Regions from separate parts of the Homo sapiens genome. Here all the other regions are linked to region 1. Evidence: chromatin loops called from intact Hi-C (ENCODE). Cell type or tissue: B cell. All regions are shown on one strand. Links, peaks and the distances in the headings refer to the core of each region. The heading gives the core; the rest is flanking DNA.

What was found. A loop is a pair of places that touch in the nucleus more often than their neighbours do. Peaks named below come from ENCODE experiments on the same cell type or tissue, not always from the same donor. Only the 100,000 strongest peaks of a DNase experiment are listed, where the experiment ranks them.
Region 2: it touches region 1 in a loop (12-fold over the local background); 17 of 110 quality-filtered maps call a loop at or near these places.
Region 3: it touches region 1 in a loop (18-fold over the local background); 5 of 110 quality-filtered maps call a loop at or near these places.
Region 4: it touches region 1 in a loop (13-fold over the local background); 19 of 110 quality-filtered maps call a loop at or near these places.

The regions. Positions count from the first base shown.
Region 1 is chr12:132,906,469-132,911,514 of GRCh38, reverse strand. LOC124903065 (a long non-coding RNA gene) reads right to left here and starts at 2,847. Exons shown (of 2, transcript XR_007063553.1): 1 at 2,367-2,847; 2 at 1-521. RefSeq lists a silencer at 3,074-3,123. In B cell, for the core only: no CTCF peak of the experiment used is centred there; DNase peaks (open chromatin) are centred at 2,904 and 4,147; H3K4me3 peaks cover 2,036 bases; H3K27ac peaks cover 1,524 bases; H3K27me3 peaks cover 105 bases.
Region 2 is chr12:132,817,972-132,823,017 of GRCh38, reverse strand. GOLGA3 (golgin A3) reads left to right here. Exons shown (of 24, transcript NM_001389683.1): 2 at 707-1,022. The coding sequence starts at 890. Among named protein-coding and RNA genes, the nearest start is that of GOLGA3, 8.4 kb to the left of the region's middle. RefSeq lists an enhancer at 2,505-2,554. In B cell, for the core only: no CTCF peak of the experiment used is centred there; DNase peaks (open chromatin) are centred at 2,737 and 3,377; H3K4me3 peaks cover 1,341 bases; H3K27ac peaks cover 2,746 bases.
Region 3 is chr12:132,708,459-132,713,504 of GRCh38, reverse strand. It overlaps PGAM5 (PGAM family member 5, mitochondrial serine/threonine protein phosphatase), which reads right to left and starts at 2,663. Exons shown (of 6, transcript NM_001170543.2): 1 at 2,438-2,663. The coding sequence starts at 2,628. It overlaps LOC124903063 (a long non-coding RNA gene), which reads left to right and starts at 2,910. Exons shown (of 2, transcript XR_007063551.1): 1 at 2,910-3,011. RefSeq lists silencers at 2,147-2,256, 2,467-2,926 and an enhancer at 3,097-3,146. In B cell, for the core only: no CTCF peak of the experiment used is centred there; a DNase peak (open chromatin) is centred at 2,804; H3K4me3 peaks cover 2,408 bases; H3K27ac peaks cover 1,652 bases.
Region 4 is chr12:132,765,730-132,770,775 of GRCh38, reverse strand. It overlaps GOLGA3 (golgin A3), which reads left to right. Exons shown (of 24, transcript NM_001389683.1): 24 at 1-1,862. Among named protein-coding and RNA genes, the nearest start is that of ANKLE2, 6.4 kb to the right of the region's middle. RefSeq lists a cis regulatory region at 1,150 and enhancers at 1,066-1,235, 2,704-2,753, 2,864-2,913. In B cell, for the core only: a CTCF peak has its summit at 2,234 (motif pointing left); DNase peaks (open chromatin) are centred at 475, 1,332, 2,205 and 2,535; H3K4me3 peaks cover 2,445 bases; H3K27ac peaks cover 3,204 bases.

The sequences.
Region 1 (5,046 bases), core at 733-4,732:
CACCACACAAAATGGGATATAATCTAAAGTGGCACTTACTGGAAAATGCATTACCCCAAATGCCTCTATTAGGAAAACAGGATCAATGGAAATGTAAGTGTTAAGCATCCAACCCAAGAGATTAGGAAGAATCCTAGAAAATATCCAAATAAAAGTAGCAAAAAGGAAATAATGAAGATGAAAATGAGAATTAACAGATAATAAATCCACATCTAAAAGCTTCTTTCTTGAAAAGACTAGTGAGGCAGGGCGCGGTGGCTAACGCCTGTAATCCCAGTACTTTGGGAGGCCAAGGCAGATGGATCACGAGGTCAGGAGATCAAGACCAGCCTGGCCAACATGGTGAAACCCCGTCTCTACCAAAGATGCAAAAAATTAGCCAGGTGTGGTGGTGTGTGCCTGTAATCCCAGCTACTTGGGAAGCTGAGGCAGGGGAATTGCTTGAACCCTGGAGGTGGAGGTTGCAGTGAGCCGAGATTGTGCCGTTGCACTCCAGCCTGGGCGACAGGGTGAGACGCTGTCTGAAATAAATAAATAAATAAAGACTAATGAAATGCAAAACTTCCATTGCTAGATTAGAAATAGACCCAGAATAGTCAACACAGTATTGAAGGAGAAGAGCAATGTTGGGGAGCTGACACTACCCAACTTCAAAATTTCCTATAAAGCGATAGTAATGGAGACACTCTGATACTGGCAGAAGAATGGACAAAGAGGTCAGTGGGGCAGAATAAAGAGCCCAGAAGCAGCGCCACACAAATATAGTCAACTGATGTTTGACAAAGGAGCAAGGGCAATGCAATGGAGAAAGGATAGTCTTTTTAGCAAATGGTGCTGGAAAAACTGGACATCCACAGGCAAAAATGTGAATCTAGACAAAGACCTTATACCTTTCACAGAAACTAACTCAAAATGGATCAAAGACCTGAATGTGAAATGCAAAACTATACAACTCCTGGAAGACAGCACAGAAGAAAATCTAGGTGATCCTGGGTTTAGTGATATTTTCTCAGATACCATACCAAAAGTACAATCTGTGAAACAAAAAACTGATAAGTTGAACTTCATTAAAATTTAAAACTTGTGGCCAGGCGTGGTGGCACATGCCTGTAATCCCAGCTACTTGGGAGGCTGAGGCAGAAGAATCACTTGAACGCGGGAGGTGGAGGTTGCATGGGGCCGAGATCGCGCCATTGCACTCCAGCCTGGGCAACAAGAGCAAGACTCCGTCAGGAAAAAAAAAAAAAAGGGCCAGGCGTGGTGGCTCACGCCTGTAATCCCAGCACTTTGGGAGGCTGAGACGGGTGGATCACAAGGTCAGGAGTTCAAGACCAGCCGGGCCAAGAGACCAGCCTGGCCAATATGGTGAAACCCCGTCTCTACTAAAAATACAAAAATTAGCCGGGCGTGATGGCGGGCACCTATCATCCCAGCTACTTGGGAGGCTGAGGCAAGAGAATTGCTTCAACCCGGGAGGCAGAGGTTTCAGTGAGCCGAGATCGTGCCATTGCACTCCAGCCTGGGCAACAGAGCGGGACTCCGACTCAAAAAAAAAAAAAAAGTAAACTATAAACTTCAGTTAATAATAATATATTAATATTGGTGTATCAGTTGTAACAAATGTACCAGAGTAATATGAAACGTAAATATAGGGGAAACACTATGGTAGAACATAAGGGGAACACTAAGGTAGAAAGGGATGGGGGGAACTCCTTGTTCTTTCCAGTTGATTTTTCTGTAAACCCAACACGCTCTAAACAAAAATAAAATATATTAATTTTTTTTTAGTGCAACTAAACAAGGTCCATGAAAAAGAGAATATTGGGTGGGCGCGGTGGCTCATGCCTGTAATCCCAGCACTTTGGGAGGCTAAGGCAGGAGGCTCGCTTGAGACCAGTCTGGGCAATAGAGTGAGACCTCGTCTCTATAAAAAATTTAAAAATTAGCTGAGTGTGGTGACACACACTTGTAGTCCCAGCTACTCGGGAGGCTGAAGTGGGAGGATTGCCTGAGCCCAGGAGGCAGAGGTTGCAATGAGATTGTGGCACTGCACTCCAGCCTGGGTGACAGAAAGAGACCCTGTCTCCAAAAAAGAAAAAAATATTACAGGTTGGTCTTAGGATATATATTTTTAAATCCTGGTGAAGGATAAGTGAGCTTTTCTCAGGGAAGCAGGTGGGACAGAGGGGAATCACTTTGGGAGTGGCCTCCCACTAGTGACCTCACAGACCCCCTCACTGACCCGGCAGACCCCACATCACTGACACGTAAGACCCCAGATGACGAGGCCTGCACATCTCCTGTGACGGACAGCTGAGACCCCGTACCACTGCCCGGACCCAGCCCTGGCCCAATGGGGCTCGCACCTCCAAAGCCCACGTCCACACGTTCCGAGCCCGCCGTCCCATCGCAAACATCCGGGGGCCGCCACTGCGCCTAACGACCGCCCATCTCTGACGCCTCGGGTCGGCGTTTGATTTTTAACCCAAGAAAAGAGTAAAAGTCAAGCGGAAATCAACGCAGAAGCGGTGCTGCAGCCTCTGAGCTTCCTGACGGCCGTGTCCAGAGCCGGGCTCCTCCTCCGGCGGCAGCCGCCGGGCTCACTTCAGTGCGCTCAGCTTCTCGCGGGGACAAGCGTCTGGGCGGGGACGGCCCGAGGCGGGGGTGTGGCGAGGCTGGAGAACGCTGAAAGCTGGTGGGCTTGGGAAGACAAACGACGCTCTGAAATTTGGCTCCCAGGTAATACGTTCCGGCACTTCGCGGCGGCTCAGTCAGCGCTGCTGGGTTCCACCCCTCCTATGCGTTGCTCAGGGACAGGTTTCTTAGTGACAGGCCCCTCACTATTCCCATTGGCCAGGACGCCCAAGGCCCACGCAGCCGTTGGCTAAAATTGTTGTCTGTTTCAGACACGTTGGCGAATTCCCCGCCTCTACGTTGCCGGGAGACAGCATGTTGCCTAGCAGCGTGCGGCTCCCATTGCCTTTGGGCGCGGCTCTCCGCCCCGACCCGCCCCTCTGGGACCCATCCGGGTCTGCGCCTCAGCTAGACAGGGCGGGCTGCGGCGCGCAGTCTTAGGCGTGCGCTTCGGGGAAGGGGCCCTCGCGTGGGAGGAGCGCGTCTGCGAGGGATGCGCCGGCGCAGGCGAGACCCGGAGCCGCGTGGTCTCTGCGCAGTGCGTCGTGTGGGGCGGCCGACCCCGGCCCGGGTTTCCCTGCTCGTTTTCGTCCGGGCGGGCGTCTTGGTTCCCGTTCCAGGCCAGCCCCATCCTAGGTCGCTGCTTCATCCAGCGCTTGGGGCATTTGTGTCGTTGGCGTTGTTTTCCTCTTAACTACAAACTTTAAATGTGTTCATCTACTCGTGACGGCGAGTTTAGCAGACTTTCATTCCCAGAAGACGTGTCACACGATCTGTATATTTTTCATACAGAAATTGACGGACGTCGTTACTTCTAAATTTCCACAGGGGCTGGTTCATCCCGCGGCTTTACCTAGAGAAAAACGTCTGAGGCCGGGCGCGGCGGCTCCCGCCTGTAATCCCAACACTTTGGGAGGCCGAGGCGGGCGAATCACGAGGTCAGGAGTTCGAGACCAGACTGGCCAACATGGTGAAACCTCGTCTCTACTAAAAATACAAAAAAAAAAAAAAAAAAAAAAAAAAAAAAAAATAGCCGGGCGTGGCGGCGCATGCCTGTAATCCCAGCTACTCAGGAGGCTGAGGCAGGAGAATCGCTTGAACCCGAGATGGTGCCACTGCACTCCAGCATGGGCGATAGAGCGAGACTCCGTCTCAAAAAATAATAATAAAATAAAAACCATGGACAATGGGAGGAGAACATCACACACCGGGGCCTGTCGGGGGTGGGGGGCCAGGGGAGGGATAGCATCAGGAGAAATACGTAATGTAGATAACTGGTTGATGGGTGCAGCAAACCACCATGGCACGTGTATACCTATGTAACAAACCTGCAGGTTCTGCACATGTACCCCAGAACTTAAAGTATAATTTTAAAAAGAGAGAGAGAAGCGTCTGAGCGTTTCTCAGGGACGGCGGGTGGCAGCCAGGACGGGCTGGGGCGGTGAAGTGCGGGGCGGGAAGCGACGCGTGCGCCTCCTGCGCTGGCTTCTGTGAAAGGAGGGACTGATTGGAGATCACTGCTGAAAAGTGGACTACGCATCAGTGAATAGTTAGTGAAATATGAGCTTCTACATTCAAAACCATTTGTGCTTTAAAGATTTTGTTTCACCATGGTATCGTATTTATCTGAATCCTATGTTGCTTTTGCTTTGTAATCTGAATTGTCTGTCACTCCCCCAGTCTCAGTTTTTTGTTAACTGTTCAATATTCATAGAAATGTCTCTACATGGGACCCTTTAACAGAGAGAGTAATCTGTCATAGCAAGTATTTCCTGAGTAGTTTCACTGATTCTATGTTTTTAGCAGGTCAATGTTTTCCTGGTTAGTTTTATGATTTTATCTCAATTTTTACCAGTTTGTAACCAGAACTGGAGTATTAATGAGAAGATATATAATTGTAAGTAAATATTCTATTTATTAGAAGAATAAATCACCCTGACAGTCAACAAATAATCTTTTTAAAATTTTTCATTGATGTATTGATTTATTTATTAGAGGGAGAGTCTCTGTCGCCTCATCTGGAGTGCAGTGGTGCCATCATAGCTCACTTCAGCCTCGAACTCCTGGGCTCAAGTGGTCCTCCCGCCTTAGCCTCCCAAGTAGCTGAGACTACAGGCACGTGCCACTGCGTCAGGCTGATTTTTGTATTTTTATTGGAGATGAGGTCTGCCTAGGTTGCCCAGGCTGGTCTCAAACGCCTGGGCTCAAGCCATCCTCCCGCCTCAGCCTCGCAGAGTGCTGGGATTAGAGGCACGAGCCACCACACTCGGCAATAATAACAATCTTTTTAATGGATCCACTCAAACAAAATAGAACCTGCTCAACTAAAATTTCCTGTCTATCCTCAAATAATATTAAAAACCATCCTATCTTAATATGAATTACCCTAAAATCTATTATTGGCAAATATAA
Region 2 (5,046 bases), core at 754-4,753, 89 kb after region 1:
TGGGGCTGCCGGCAGGAGCCGTGGCCTTGGGCAGAGTCACTCACTAGCTGAGAGGGGGGCCTGTGAGTCTGGTATTGTAATTTTTAAATTGTTTTTGAGATGGGGTCTCCCTCTGTCACCCAGGCTGCAGTGCAGTGGTGCGATCTCAGCTCACTGCAACCTCCGCCTCCCGGTTTCAAGTGACTCTCCTGCCTCAGCCTCCCGAGTAGCTGGGATTACAGGTGTTCACCACCACACCCGGCTATTTTTTGTATTTTTAGTAGAGGTGGGGGTTTCACCATGTTGGCCAGGCTGGTCTTGAACTCCTGACCTCAGGTGATCTGCCTGCCTCGGCCTCCCAAAGTGCTGGGATTACAGGGGTGAGCCACCGCGCCTGGCCCAAATTAATTTTAAATAAAATTTAAAGCTCAGTTGCCCTGTGTGACACCTACTCCACAGATTCAGAGCTGCGCTGTCCCAGCAGAATGTTCTTTAGTTGGCACCGATACAGACATTAAGCTCCTTCAGGAAAGGGCCCAGTGTGGCTGGGTCAGCATCTTAGCCTCAAAACCTAGGATGTTGTGGGTGCTCCAGGATTATTTGCTGAATGAAAAAGTTTGTATTTGTTTCTTGTACGTATGCAAATTGGGAACCAAATGCTAATTTTGTAATTGATACTTGAAATCTGACAAGTTTCATAATACATTTTGTCTCTCTCTCCTGTCAGGTATCATGATATTAGCTGGTTTGACATCAAGTCATTTGTGAGTCATCAGATCTTCTCCTGAAAATGGGAGACACAGTAGGGCCCCTCCCAGGAGCTCTTGGCTGTTGCTGATGGCAGAAGCCAAGCTTGTCCAAGGTTCACTTGTAGCCCCTCAGCGTCAGCTCAGCTGGTGTCGTCCTGACCATGGACGGCGCGTCGGCCGAGCAAGATGGCCTCCAGGAGGACAGATCCCACAGTGGCCCCTCGTCTCTCCCCGAGGCCCCACTGAAGCCCCCGGGCCCACTGGTGCCACCTGACCAGCAGGACAAAGTCCAGTGTAAGTCGTGAGGTTCCTCTGTGTGCTGGTCACAGGAGGACCTGGTGTTGAGGGAGGACGTGGTGTTGAGGGAGGATGTGGCGTTGAGACCACTGTGAGCTTTTCACTTAATTCAAAGTTGTTTTTTTTTTTTTTTTTTTTTGAGACGGAGTCTCGCTCTTTCGCCCAGGCTGGACTGCAGTGGCGTGATCTCGGCTCGCTGCAAGCTCCGCCTCCCGGGTTCATGCCATTCTCTTGCCCCAGCCTCCTGAGTAGCTGGGATTACAGGCGCCCGCCACCGCGCCCGGCTAATTTTTTGTATTTTTAGTAGAGACGGGGTTTCACCGTGTTAGCCAAGATGGTCTCGATCTCCTGACTTCGTGATCCGCCCGCCTCAGCCTCAGCCTCAAAGTGCTGGGATTACAGGTGTGAGCCACTGTGCCCGGCCCAAAGTATGTTTTAGTAACTGAATGATGCCACCTTTAGATCAGGCACATTCCTGCTAAACAGAACTCCATTAAACGTGTGGGGCAGCAGCAGTGTTTCCCTGAAGGGATCTATGGGTCTTTATCATGTTCCCTGCCTAAAATTCTACCTTTTTTTTTTTTCGACGTGGAGTTTTGCTCTGGGTGCCCGGGCTGGAGTGCAATGGCGAGATCTCGTTTCACTGCAACCTCCACTTCCCGGGTTCAAGCAATTCTTCTGCCTCAGCCTCCCGAGTAGCTGGGATTACAGGCATGCGCTACCACGCCCAGCTATTTTTTGTATTTTTAGTAGAGATGAGGTTTCTCCATGTTGGTCAGGCTGGCCACGAACTCCCAACCTCAGGTGATCCGCCCACCTTGGCATCCCAAAGTGCTGAGATTACAGGCGTGAGCCACTGCGCCCAGCCATTTTTTTTTTTTTTTTTTTTTTTTGAGACGGTGTCCTGTTCTGTCGCCCAGGCTGGAGTGCAGTGGCACCATCTCAGCTCACTGCAACCTCTGCCTCCTGGGTTCAAGCGATTCTCCTGCTTCAGCCTCCCGAGTAGCTGGGACTACAGGCACCTGCCACCACACCCAGCTATTTTTTGTATTTTTAGTAGAGACGGGGTTTCACCATGTTGGCCAGGCTGGTCTCGAACTCCTGATCTCAAATGATCCACCCACCTCAGCCCCAAAAAGTGCTGGGATTACAGGAGTGAGCCACTGTGCCTGGCCGAATTCTGCCTTTTTGATTGGTCAGTTGCTGAATTTGTAATAGCTAGAATTCAGAAGTCGTCCCGTAGAGATCTAAGGATTACGGAGCACAGTGTTATGTTAGCCCCCTGGGTTATTCACGTGTCAGAGGGAAAGGGTGACTTAGTTATTCACTCAGTTCTCATGCCTCTTCCTGGCCAGGAGGTTCAGTGCTTTAAAACTGTAGACTACAGATGTGCTAATTTACTAGCAGAAGTCACAGTCTAATTCCTGTAAAATGATACTCAGGCGCTTAGGATGGCTTTGCTGGTCCTTGCTACATAAGCATCAGGTGAGGCAGATAACAACTTAGAGGCCCAAGATCAAGAGTTCTGAGACCCGCGGCCGTGGAACCTGCTCTTAGATCTGCTGCTCAGGAGCAATGTGCCCTCGAGCAAGACGCTGGGTTAATCTCAGCCTCCGCCCCTTTTTCTATTTTAAACATTTTATTACTGTTTTTAGAGTCAGGGTGTTGCTCCATTGAGCAGGCTGAAGTGCAGTGGTGTAATCATAGCTCACGGCAGCCATGAACTCCTGGGCTTAAGTGATCCTCCTGCCTTGGTCTCTGGGGTAGCGGTGACTATCGATGCGTGTCAGCACGCCTAGCTGATTTTTTTTTTTTTGAGACGGAGTTTTGCTGTTGTTGTCCAGGCTGTAGTGCAATGGTGCGATCTCGGCTCATGGCAACCTCCGCCTCCCGGGTTCAAGCGATCTTCTGCCTCAGCCTCCTGAGTAGCTGGGATTACAGGCATGTGCCACCACGCCCAGCTAATTTTGTATTTTTAGTAGAGATGGAGTTTCCATGTTGATCAGGCTGGTTTTGAACTCCCAATCTCTGGTGATCCCCCCACCTTGGCCTCCCAAAGTGCTGGGATTGCAGGCGTGAGCCACCGCGCCCTGTTGCCTGGCTCATTTTAAAAACTTTTTGTATAAACAGTCTTGCTGTTGCCCGGGCTGGTCTTGAATTCCTGGCCTTGAGTTATCCTTCCACCTCGGCCTCCCAAAGTGCTGGGATTACAGGTGTGAGCCACTGCGCCCGGCCTAACCCAGTAACTTTTATCTGAAATGCAAGGTTCCCCCTCTCCCAGCAGTGGAGCTCACGGGTCCTTTGCATGAAAGGCGTCTCAGTGCGTTGGTCGGGTGCCCGTGGTCTGGCTTCCTGTCTGGCACCCCTGCTTTTATTCTGGTTTTTCTTTCGGGAGGCATGACAGTAAGTATCTGCTGTTAGTTTGAACTCACATTTGCAAGTGAAAGAAACCTTTTCTTTTTTTGAGACGGAGTCTCGCTCTGTTGCCCAGACTGGAGTGCAGTGGCACGACCTCAGCTTACTGCAAGCTCCACTTCGAGGGTTCACGCCATTCTTCTGCCTCAGCCTCCCAAGTAGCTGGGACTATAGGCGCCCGCCACCACGCCCAGCTAAGTCTTTGTATTTTTAGTAGAGACGGGGTTTCGCCGTGTTAGCCAGGATAGTCTCGATCTCCTGACCTCGTGATCCACCTGCCTCAGCTTCCCAAAGTGCTGGGATTACAGGCGTGAGCCACCGCGCCCGGCTAAGAAACTCATTTTTAATTTGCTTGAGCAAAAAGCAAATTTGCTGTCCTGCATGCACGTGGGATCCGAGGAATGCTGACCCCTGTGAGACACGGAGGTGTTGCCGGGCCTCCAGAGCCACCGGAACCAGGACCAGAACCCCCTGAGGACCCTCCCTCCCCCCTCACATGTCTTGGTTCTTTGACTGTGAACTGGCCCACCCACCAGTCAGCAGTTAGGGGGCAGGGAAAAGACTGAAAATCACTTCATTGAAAGAAATCTTTCTTTGTTCCATTTGATGAGGAAATATGTTTTAGTTTGTGTTGTGGGTAATTTGTATATAATCATTTTAGTGGGTGAACTGAGGTAACACGTGGGTATAGAATTGTCACTGGTCCAACCCAGGCCTTTACCCAGCAGGCTGTCATCAAGCAGAAGCGCGGTTCTGGGCTGTCTCTGCTTCACGGGTGGTGTGATGACATCATCCACCTCTTCGCCTTAGGGTCCTCGCCTTGGAGGATAAGCTGAGGCTTTGAAATGACTCCAAAATCAGCCTTTGTAAATGTGAGGCTGTGACTCTGATTAACACTGCTGTTACCAGTGCCTGCTAGAAAGATTGTCAGCTGTGTTTTAAGTGTTTGTGGTTTTCGCTTGTTTTAAACTGGCGACTTTCATAAGATTTCTTATTGGTTTTACTTAAATGGAAAGGAAACATTGGCTGGGTGCGGTGGCTCACGCCTGTAATCCCAGCACTGTGGGAGGCCGAGGCTGGTGAATGGGGAGGAGTTTGAGACCAGACTGGCCAACATGGTGAAACCCCATCTCTACTAAAAAGACCAAAAATTAGCCAGGTGTGGTGGTGGGCACCTGTAATCCCAGCTACTGGGGAGGCTGAAGCAGGAGAATCGCTTGAATCTGGTGAGTGGAGCTTGCAGTGAGCTGAGCTTGTGTGACTGAACTCCAGCCTGGGCAGCAGAATGAGACTCCGTCTCAAAAAAGAGAAGAGGAAATGTTACTGTCGTTACTACATAAATTCTACAGCCAAGAGTGTGGAGGTGTGGAGGGTGAGTTCACCTTATAGTGTAGAGGTGTGGAGGGCGAGTTCACCTTAGAGCATGGAGGAGTGGAGGGTGGGTTCACCTTAGAGCATGGAGGAGTGGAGGGGGGGTTCACCTTAGAGCGTGGAGGTGTGGAGGGCGGGTTCACGTTAGAGCGTACAGGTGTGGAGGGTGGGTTCACCTTAGAGCGTGGAGGAGTGGAGGGTGAGTTCACCTTAGAGTGTGGAGGTGTGGGGGGGG
Region 3 (5,046 bases), core at 538-4,537, 200 kb after region 1:
GCAGGTATGGGGGAGTCAGGCTGAGCCAGAGAAAATATTTGGGAGCTATAGGCACAGAGACAGGAAGCCGTAAACTGCATGAGACCTCCAGGAAGAAGCTGGAGATTTCACCAGATGAGGCTCTGGAACTTTCAAGTGTGGACAGGTGAGACTCAAGAAGAAACATGCTGTCTTCTAGCACCTTCCTGTAGTTGCTCATGCCTTCTGTCTGTATAAGTCTTTCCCAACCCACAAGGCCCAATTCACTTCTCCCCAGACATGACAAGCAAATACAGAACACCTGCTTAAAAGAGAAAGGCTGGGCTCAGCTCCCGGTTCTACTTCAAGTTCTTTTTTTTCTTTTTTGAGACAGAGTTTCACTCTATCACCCAGGCTGGAGTGCAGTGGCACGATCTGGGCTCACTGCAGCCTCCACCTCCTGGGCTCAAGTGATTGTCCTGCCTCAGCCTCCCAAGTAGCTAGGACTACAGGTGCATGCCACCATGCCTGGCTAATTTTTTTGTATTTTTAGTAAATACAGAGTGTCACCGTGTTGGTCAGGCTGGTCTCGAACTCCTGACCTCAAGTGATCCGCCCACCTCAGCCTCTCAAAATGCTGGGATTACAGGTGTGAGCCACCGCACCCAGCCTACTTCAAGTTCTTTAACGGCAGAGTAAATCTGTTTCCTTAAAAAGACCTAAGAAATTCAGAATATTGATTCAGAATTTCTGATTTTTCAGAATTCTGATTTTTAAAAAAGAATATAACAGGCTGGGCATGGTGGCTCATGCCTGTAATCCCAGCACTTTGGGAGGCCGAGGTGGGAGGATCACCTAAGGTTGGGAGTTCAAGACCAGCCTGACCGACATGGAGAAACCCCGTCTCTACTAAAAATACAAAATTAGCTGGGCATAATGGCGCGTGCCTGTAATCCCAGCTACTCGGGAGGCTGAGGCAGGAGAATTGCTTGAACCCGGGAGGCGGAGGTTGCAGTGAGCCGAGATTGCACCATTGCACTCCAGCCTGGGCAACAAGAGCGAAACTCCGTCTCAAGGAAAAAGAAAAAAGAAAAGAAGGAAAAAGAATGTAACTCCAGTCTAATCATGAGAAAACCTTCAGAGAAGTCTCAATTGAGGGACCTTCTACCAAACCCCTGACCAGGACGCCTCAAACACTCATGATCATCAAAACAAGTCTGAGAAATTGTCACAGCCAAAACATGCCTACGGAGGCATGAAGACTACTTGTCATGTGGGACCCTAGAACAGAACAGCAGGTAAAAGCTGAGGAAATCTCAATGAAACATGAACCTTAGTTAACAGTAATGTATTATAAACTAATATAATAACTATAATTAATCTATATTATTTTGGCTCATTAATTTTGATATATACACCATGCTTAGTGTATGATGCTAATAATAGAGGAAATAAGGTTAACAAAAGATAAAAATCTAATATAAAGTACCTAACGCAACCACAGTAGTATAATTCTGTGCCCCCTTTCTCAAAGTACTGAGTATAATGAGGAGTTAGGACTGGGAAAACCATCCTTGCCGCTAGAGCAGTCCTGGCCGACAGAAACAGAATGCCAGCAACATGTGAAATTATACATTTTCTAATAGCAACATTAAAAAGAAACAGGTGAATTTCGATCATACTTTTAATTCAATATGCTAAAAATACTATTTCAACACATAACTAATGTTAAAAACCTGCACTACTTTTTTTTTTTTTCCTTTGAGACAGGCTCTGTTGCTCAGGCTGGAGTGAAGTGGCGGGATCTCGGCTCACACTGTGCAGCCTGGGACCCCTGGACTCAAGGGATCCTCCTACCTCAGCCTCCCGAGTAGCTGGGACCACAGGCGCGCGCCACCTCGCTCGGCCAATTTTTTTTGTATTTTTTGTAGAGATGGGGGTCTCACTATGTTGCCCAGGCTGGTTTCAAATTTCTCAAGCGATCCTCCGGCCTCAGCCTCCCAAACGCTGGGATTACAGGCCTGAGCTACCGCACCCGGCCCTGCTTGCGTTAAGTTTAAATTGACGTAAACTAAGCATTCCCTTCAGGAATCACACGAGCCATATTTCAAACGCTCAATAACCGCACGCAGCTCGCGGGCGCGCTCCTGCAAACGCCCCTGAAGGAGGCCCGGCTTCCACCTCAGCCTCGCCCCGGCCCGCGCTCCGGCGATGGCACCCAGGGCGGACTCGCAGGGGCGGGGAGAAGGGCGAGGACGCGACGGAGCTCGGCCACAGAAGCCGGCGGGAAGGGTCAGCCGCCCCCGGAACCCTCCGCGCAGAGCGGCCCCGGAAAGCGGCTCCTCCGCTGGGGAAAGCAGACGGCGACCCCAGATCCCGACCCGATCGCAACCTTAAACCTGGTCCCGATCTCGATCCCAACGGTAACACCTGCCCTGACCCCCATCCCGACCCCGGCCCCAAACAGCCCCGCGCGCACCTGTCCCAGTTGGGGTCCCAGACACCGGGGCCCGGCCGCGCGCCCCCCGCCCAGGCCGGCGGCTCAGCCGGGCGTGGCTCCGCGTCCCCGCCTGCGCGCGGCTTCCCTACCGCCACGGCCGAGAAGAGCACGGCGGCCGAGCCCCCGGCCAGCCCGCAGGCCGCCAGCTGCAGCGCCTGCCGGAACGCCATGCCGCTTGCTCCCGCGCCGGCCCGCGCAGGCGCCCACGGCCCCGACGGCGCTCCGCGAGGAACACGCTTCCCCCGGCTGCCGCTTCCGGGCGGCGGGGGCGGAAGTCCCGCCTCCTGGGGCGCGGCAGGACGCGGGGCAGCCTTGCGCGAAGGGGCGTTTTCGTGGAGCCACCTGCCGCGCCACGCTCCAGTCCCGTCACTTGTGCTCGCGAGCGCCGGTGCGCGCAGGTGCGGGCGGGGTTGTGGGGACGCCGGGAGGGCGGCGCGGTACTTTCCAGAAGGTTCCGCACCGGAAGCGCCTGCCGAGGCCGGAGGCTGGGTGCAGGGGCGGAGACGCGGAGAACTTGGGATCCTGGTTTAAGGGAGCTGGGAAGCTGCCGCAGGTTTGTTTAAACGATATTTTTTTGGTGGCGGAACACGAAGTAAAGTTTTCCGTCGGCGCAGTTCCTGCGTGTGCTGTTCAAGCGGCCTGAAGTGCGTTCAGGTTCGGCCGGGCTGTCCCTCCTCCTGGTCCCGACCCCTCAAACCCCGGGCCGAACACCGCCCTCTCCTGCGGGACAGTCTTTCTATGGCCGGCGCGTTTCGCCTAGCAGGGTCCTCAGAGGGACCGCGTTAGAGCCTGGGTTTCCTTCCAGGGGGACCAGCGCTCCCTGGGTGGACCGACCCCACCGCTTACCCATTGCTGGACGCCTGCGTGCACCGACCCCACCGCTTACCCATTGCTGGACGCTTGCCCTGTTGCCATCTCCTCGCTAGCGTGAACAGTGCTGCGTGCAGATCTCTCTTTCATTGATTGTTTTGCGTCTGTACCCAGAAGTGGGATTGCTGGACCATCTCTGCCCATTTTAAAATTGGGAAATGACATGATCTGATTTAAGCTATTTAAAAATCACTTGGGCCTGGGCTCGGTGGCTCACGCGTGTAATCACAACACTTTGGGAAGCCGAGACAGGCGGATCACCTGAGGTCAGAAGTTTGAGACCAGCCTGGCCAACATGGTGAAACCCGGTCTCTACTAAAAATACAAAAATTAGCCGGGCACGGTGGCTCCAGCCTGTAATACCAGCTACTCAGGAGGCTGAGGCAGGAGAGTTGCTTGAACCCAGGAAGCGGAGGTTGCAGTGAGCTGAGATTGCCTCACTGCACTCCAGCCTGGGCAACAGAGTGAAACAATGTCTCAAAAAAATAAAAATAAAAAAACTGAATGGTTCCACAGAAATACTGAGACTTCTGCTTAAACAGGCTTTCTTGAACCTGTACGCTTCCAGTTGGGTCTGCTGCTTCCAGGTCATTTACTAAAAATGATAGGAAGATTTAAAAAATAAAAATAAAAGGAAGGCCGGGCGTGGTGGCTCACGCCTGTAATCCCAGCACTTTGGGAGGCCTAGGTGAGCGGATCACGAGGTCAGGAGCTCGAGACCATCCTGGCTAACACGGTGAAAACCCGTCTCTACTAATAATACAAAAAAAAAAAAAAAAAATAGGGCATGGTGGCGGGTGCTTGTAGTCCCAGCTACTAGGGAGGCTGAGGCAGGAGAATGCCGTGAACCCGGGAGGCGGAGCTTGCAGTGAGCCGAGATCGCGCCACTGCACTCCAGACTGGGCGACAGAGCGAGACTCTGTCTCAAAAAAATAAAGGAAAATTGGGCCGGGCGCAGTGCCTCACGCCTGTAATCCCAGCACTTTGGGAGGCTGAGGTGGGCGGATCACGAGGTTAGGAGATCAAGACCAGCCTGACCAACATGGTGAAACCCCGTCTTTACTGAAATACAAAAAAGCCTGGCGTGGTGGTGCGCGCCTGTAGTCCCTGCTACTCGAGAGCCTAAGGCCGGATAATCGCTTGAACCTGGGAGGCAGAGGTTGCAGTGAGCCAGGATGGTGCCACTGCACTCCAGCCTGGGTGACAGAGACTCTGTCTCAAAAAAAAGAAAATCAGCCAGGCTCAGTGGCTCATGCCTGTAATCCCAGCACTTTGGGAGGCCGAGGCGGGCAGATCACCTGAGATCAGGAGTTTGAGACCAGCCTGGCCAACATGGTGAAACCCCATCTCTACTAAAAATACAAAAATTAGCTGGTACATACCTGTAATCCCAGCTACCCAGGAGGCTGAGGCAGGAGAATCGCTGGAATCCAGGAGGCAGAAGCTGCAGTGAGCTGAGATCACACTACTGCACTCCAGCCTGGGTGACAGAGCAAGACTCCATCTCAAAAAATAAAATAAAAAACAAGGGAAAATCCACAAGGACATAGTTGAATCCATAAGAAGAAATGACAGCAGATAAATCAGTTAACAAAAGTTCAAGAGCTGGAGATCAGATCTTTATCGACCTGAGAATATGGAACACCAGTGCCTATGTGGAAGGAAACCAGGAAGCAAGTTCATTTAATCCAGTGAGTCTGGAAGAGTCTGGGAGTTGG
Region 4 (5,046 bases), core at 1-4,000, 140 kb after region 1:
ATAATCCCAGCTACTTGGGAGGCTGAGGCAGGAGAATCACTTGAACCCAGGAGGCGGAGCTTGCAGTGAGCCGAGATCGCGCCACTGCCCTCCAGCCTGGGCAACAGAGCGAGACTCCGTCTCAAAAATAAATAAATGATTTTAAAAAATCTAAAATCGAGAAATCACACATTCAGTGGGGAGCGACTTCTCCTTGCTTATGGGAAGTCCTCAAGTGAGTGATGTTCACCATGTATTTTTTTTTCTCTTAGGACAGACTAATTCTGAAAATACCGAAGGAAAAGTAGCTCTATGTTCTCACCCCGGTTTTCCTGCGTGTGTGCCCTTGGGTGCGATGCCTCCCCCAGCGCTCTGTGGTCGCCGGTGCCAGGGCCCCCTCTGGTTTGGCAGGGCCTGGCTGCCTTTGCTCCCTGCAGTGAGTCTTTTGGTGTTTTCATGCACGGCTTGTGCTTCTGGATCTGAGGCCTCTCGTGTTCACGCGGACACTTCCTTCCTTAAGAAGACGCCTAAAAGAGGAAGTTGGAATTTTTTTTTTTTTTTTTTGAGACAGAGTCTCGCTCTGTCGCCCAGGCTGGAGTGCAGTGGCGTGATCTCTGCTCACTGCAAGCTCCGCCATCTGGGTTCAAGCGATTCTCCTGCCTCATTCTCCCCAGTAGCTGGGATTACAGGTGCCCGCCACCACACCAGCCTAATTTTTGTATTTTTAGAGGGGTGGAGTTCCACCATGTTGGCCAGGCTGGTCTTGAACTCTTGACCTCAGGTGATCCTGAGCCTCAGCCTCCCAAAGTGCTGGAATTATAGGCGTGAACCACCGCCCCCGGCTGCAGTTGGATTTTTAAATTGCTTTTTTTTATTGTTGAGGTTTTTTTATCTCCAAGGGACTCTCCCGGCACTTCTACCTTCCAGAGTTACTTCAGTGCATAAAGTTTGAATTATTTTGTTCTTGTGGGCAGAAGTGGGAATGATGGAATATCCTCACGGAAAAGGCAGTGAAGTTGGGAGTACTGCTTACAAAACAGGGTCACCAGTGCATTATGTGGCGTGTTCATCCCCACGCCGTGTGTCACGGGCTAGGGCGGCGTGTTCATCCCCACACCGTGTGTCACAACAGGCTAGGGCACTTCACGATGTCACTACTTGTTTTTCTGATGTTCCAAAAACAACGTAACTTGGTTTTCATGTGTTTTTCCGTGGTATATGTGAGATTGATGCTACGGGTCTTACGGACTCACACCCGTTCCCACTCTCTGCAATATGGATCAGGCAGTGTTTCTGATAGGATGTGAAATGGACTCTCCTCGGGTGGGTCCAGCAGGGGCCCTGCCCACCAGAACACAGTCCGTGCTGTGCTGCGCTAAGGAGCTGGCCCTCAACTCTCCTTGGTGCAGGGTTCCCACAACCGAGTTCTAGTTCCCTGAGGTCTTTAAAAACAAAAACAGAATGTTGTACGTGAAGATTCTAGGAGGGGAGGGACCAGCAAATCTGAGAGAACCGTCCTGGGGCCTCCCTTCGAGGAGCCCTCTGATGTGAGGAGGGACTTGAGTTGAGTGACGCTGTGGTGTGAGGTGTTCTGAGCTCACTGACCGGAAGGTCCAGGTGAATCTCGTCATAAGTGATCTCAGGCTCTCACAGGATCCGGAGGGAAATGTGTTAGAGGGTCTGGAAAATTCAGTGCTTTTGAGTTACTTGTTTTTATTAAAAATTTCCTCACAAAAGAGAGTCCTCAAGTTGTGGCTGTTCTTGGGAAAGGGGTCACCGTGTCTGACAAAGTGTAACTTTAAAAAGCACGTTGATTTTTTACAAATGTAAGTGTGCTTGGGAATTCCTTAAATTTTGTGCAATAAACTATTTTTTGGTAAAGATTTTCATATTCATTGGAAGCTTCATTTTAATAGTTATATTTTGTCGTTTGGCAGTAACTTTTTAATCTCATGTTATTACACACTCTGTTCAACACGTGCTTTAAAAGAGAATTCTACTGTCCTGCCGGTTTCTGGCAGGAGTGAAGCAAACTTCTGTGGCTTGTGACCACGGCAGACGCGCGGCACCGCCTCCTCCGTCCTTGGCCCACGCTTCGCTTTGCCCGTTGTCATTTGCCAGGAATACAGAAGGAGGGGGAGCAAGCTTCCCGGTGAACCGGGGAAGGATGGTGACCGCTCTGTGCTGCGCCTCCTGAACTGGGTCTCATCATCCAGGTGCTGCCCTCTGCTGGGCCTCCCCGGTGACAGTGGAGTCATGACTCTCAGACCTCAGCAATGTGACTTCCCAGATTCTCGTCTTTTTCATCCATACTTTGATTTTGGTCATTAAGAGTTAACCAGGCGTAAGCTGGGTGTGGTGGCTCACGCCTGTAATCCCAGCACTTTGGGAGGCTGGGAGGGGGTGGTCACCTGAGGTCAGGGGTTCAAGACCAGCCCGGCCAACATGGTGAAACTCCACCTCTACTAAACAAAAAATTAGCCAGGGCGTGGTGGCGGGCGCCTGTAATCCCCACTTGTCAGGAGGCTGAGGCAGAAGAATCGCTTGATCGGGCAGAGGTTGCAGTGAGCCGAGATCACACCACTGCACTCCAGCCTGGGTGACAGAGCATGACTCCGTCTAAAAAAAAAAAGAGTTAACCAGGTACAGAGTTTTCAGTTAGACGTTATTAGAGGCCACCATGGTTTAAAAAGTACAGAAAAGGGGCAGGAAGTGGTGGTCGCTGGGCTTGGCCCTGTGGGATTAATGCACTTCTTCCTGTGAGCGTTACCAGCTTCTGTACCCAGAGAATTGCTACACAGAGTAAAAATTCCCTGACCACCTTCTGTGGCCTTAACTTTCTGAAATATTAAGGATATAATTTTTTTTGGTCTATAGAACCCTTAAGGGGACATGTATGTATCTGAACTTTTTCCTTTTCTCCATGGAGTTGCTACGTGTTTGCAGGCACTGCACTGACAGGTATATTTTAAGCTGTGTCTGTCTCAGCAGCTCGAAGCTCCACGCTGCGTCCTGCTACAGAGCTCAGCAGTGGGTGTCAGGAGTGGTTTTGGCAGAGATGAATGGGTCACTTCTTCCTGGCTTAGAGTGGCGGCAGGTACTGTCAGGAATTTGGGTTGAGTGTAGGACAGAGGACGTATCGCTGATGGGAGGCTCAGGATTTTTTTTTTTTTTTTTTTTTGGAGACGGAGTCTCACTCTGTGGCCCAGGCTGGTGTGCGGCGGCGCGATCTCGGCTCACTGCAAGCTACGCCTCCCAGGTTCACGCCATTCTCCTGCCTCAGCCTCCTGAGTAGCTGGGACTACAGGCTCCCGCCACCACGCCCGGCTAATTTCTTTTTGTATTTTAGTAGAGACGGGGTTTCACCGTGTCGGCCCGGATGGTCTCGATCTCCTGACCTCATGATCCGCCCGCCTCGGCCTCCCAAAGTGCTGGGATTACAGGCATGAAGGAGACTCAGGATTTAAAAATTACCAGGTCACTCAGAAATCTGAGACCTCGGGTAGTATTAGGAAGCAGGCCAGGCACAGTGGCTCATGCCTGTAATCCCAGCGCTTTGGGAGGCTGAGGCGGGTGAATCACTCAAGATCAGGAATTTGAAACCCGCCTGGCTAACATGGTGAAACCCCATCTCTACTAAAAATACAAAAATTAGCCGGGCGTGGTGATGGGCGCCTGTAATCCCAGCTACTCAGGAAGCTGAGGCAGGAGAATTGTTGAAGCCGGGAGGTGGAGGCTGCAGTGAGTGGAGTTCGTGCCGTTGCACTCCAGCCTGGGCAACAAAGTTGAGACTCGAGATAAAAAAAAAAAGCAGGAAGCAGATAATGGGGGAAACTAAGACGACTGCACTTCCGCCGTCTAGCTTGATGGATAAACATGACAGTTGCTGGCAGCGTCCCCAAGCCTTTCCCAGATGACGAGAGCAAGTCCCAGCACTTGGTGGCGTCTACAGTCGGGAGCATTTGTTGGAACTTGGCGGCCTCTACACAAGCTTCCGTCTGAGGGGGAATGTTGCAGGTTGCGATAAAGAGCATACTTGGGCAGTGGCCTTTCTCCTGGACACAGGGCAATGTTAAACTGCTGCTGGGCCGCCTCTGCCCATGTTTGCAACGCCCTCTGCTCGCCTGTGTGTGGGGGCGTCCTACAGCCCTCCTCCTGGCAGTGCCCTCTTCACCTCTGTGTGGGGGTGTCCTACAGCCCTCCCCCTGGCAGTGCCCTCTTCACCTGTGTGTGGGGGCGTCCTACACCCTTCCCCCGGCTCCACCACTGGCTGCCGGTGACCTTCACAGTGTCCACATCTCTAAGTTCTGACTCCATCTGAAGTGAGGGCTGAAGGTGGCGGAACCTCTGGGAGGCGTGAAAGCCGACTGTGGGCGCCCAAGGCAGCTGAGGGCTGGCGATGCCCTCGTTACTGATGAGGTGGGAACCTCTAGCCCCAAAGGCAGCATGTCCTGGTGGCACCTGGGGAGGCAGCTCTGGGAGCACCACCAGGACACCCATCTCCGCGGCCATCGGCTCAGGGATTTGCGGGAGATTGCTGGGCTTTTCTACACATCGTCGGGGTTGGATTTCACCTTCACATGAAATAGATATATTTTGAGACGGAGTTTCACTCTTGTTGCCCAGGCTGGAGTGCAGTGTCTCGATCTCAGCTCACTGCAACCTCTGCCTGCCAGGTTCAAGTGACTCTCCTGCCTCAGCCTCCAGAGTAGCTGGGCTTACAGGCTCCCGCCACCACGCCCGGCTAATTTTTGTATTTTCAGTAGAGATGGGGTTTCACCATTTTGTTCAGGCTGGTCTTGAACCCCTGACCTCAGGTGATTCACCTGCCTCTGCCTCCCAAAGTGCTAGGATTACAGGCATGAGCCACCGCGCCCGGCCCACAGTGAAATATTTTTGAGTGTCATGTCTAAATGCCCTGAAACCCAGAGAAGGACAATCTTGTCTCTGCTCGCGGAGCCTCCCACAGCACTTCAATTGTTGCAAGATTTCCTTCTGAGCGTTAAACGTGCATTTCTGGAGACTGGATAGATACGTCAAGTGTATCTTCCCAATGCTTTCAAAAAT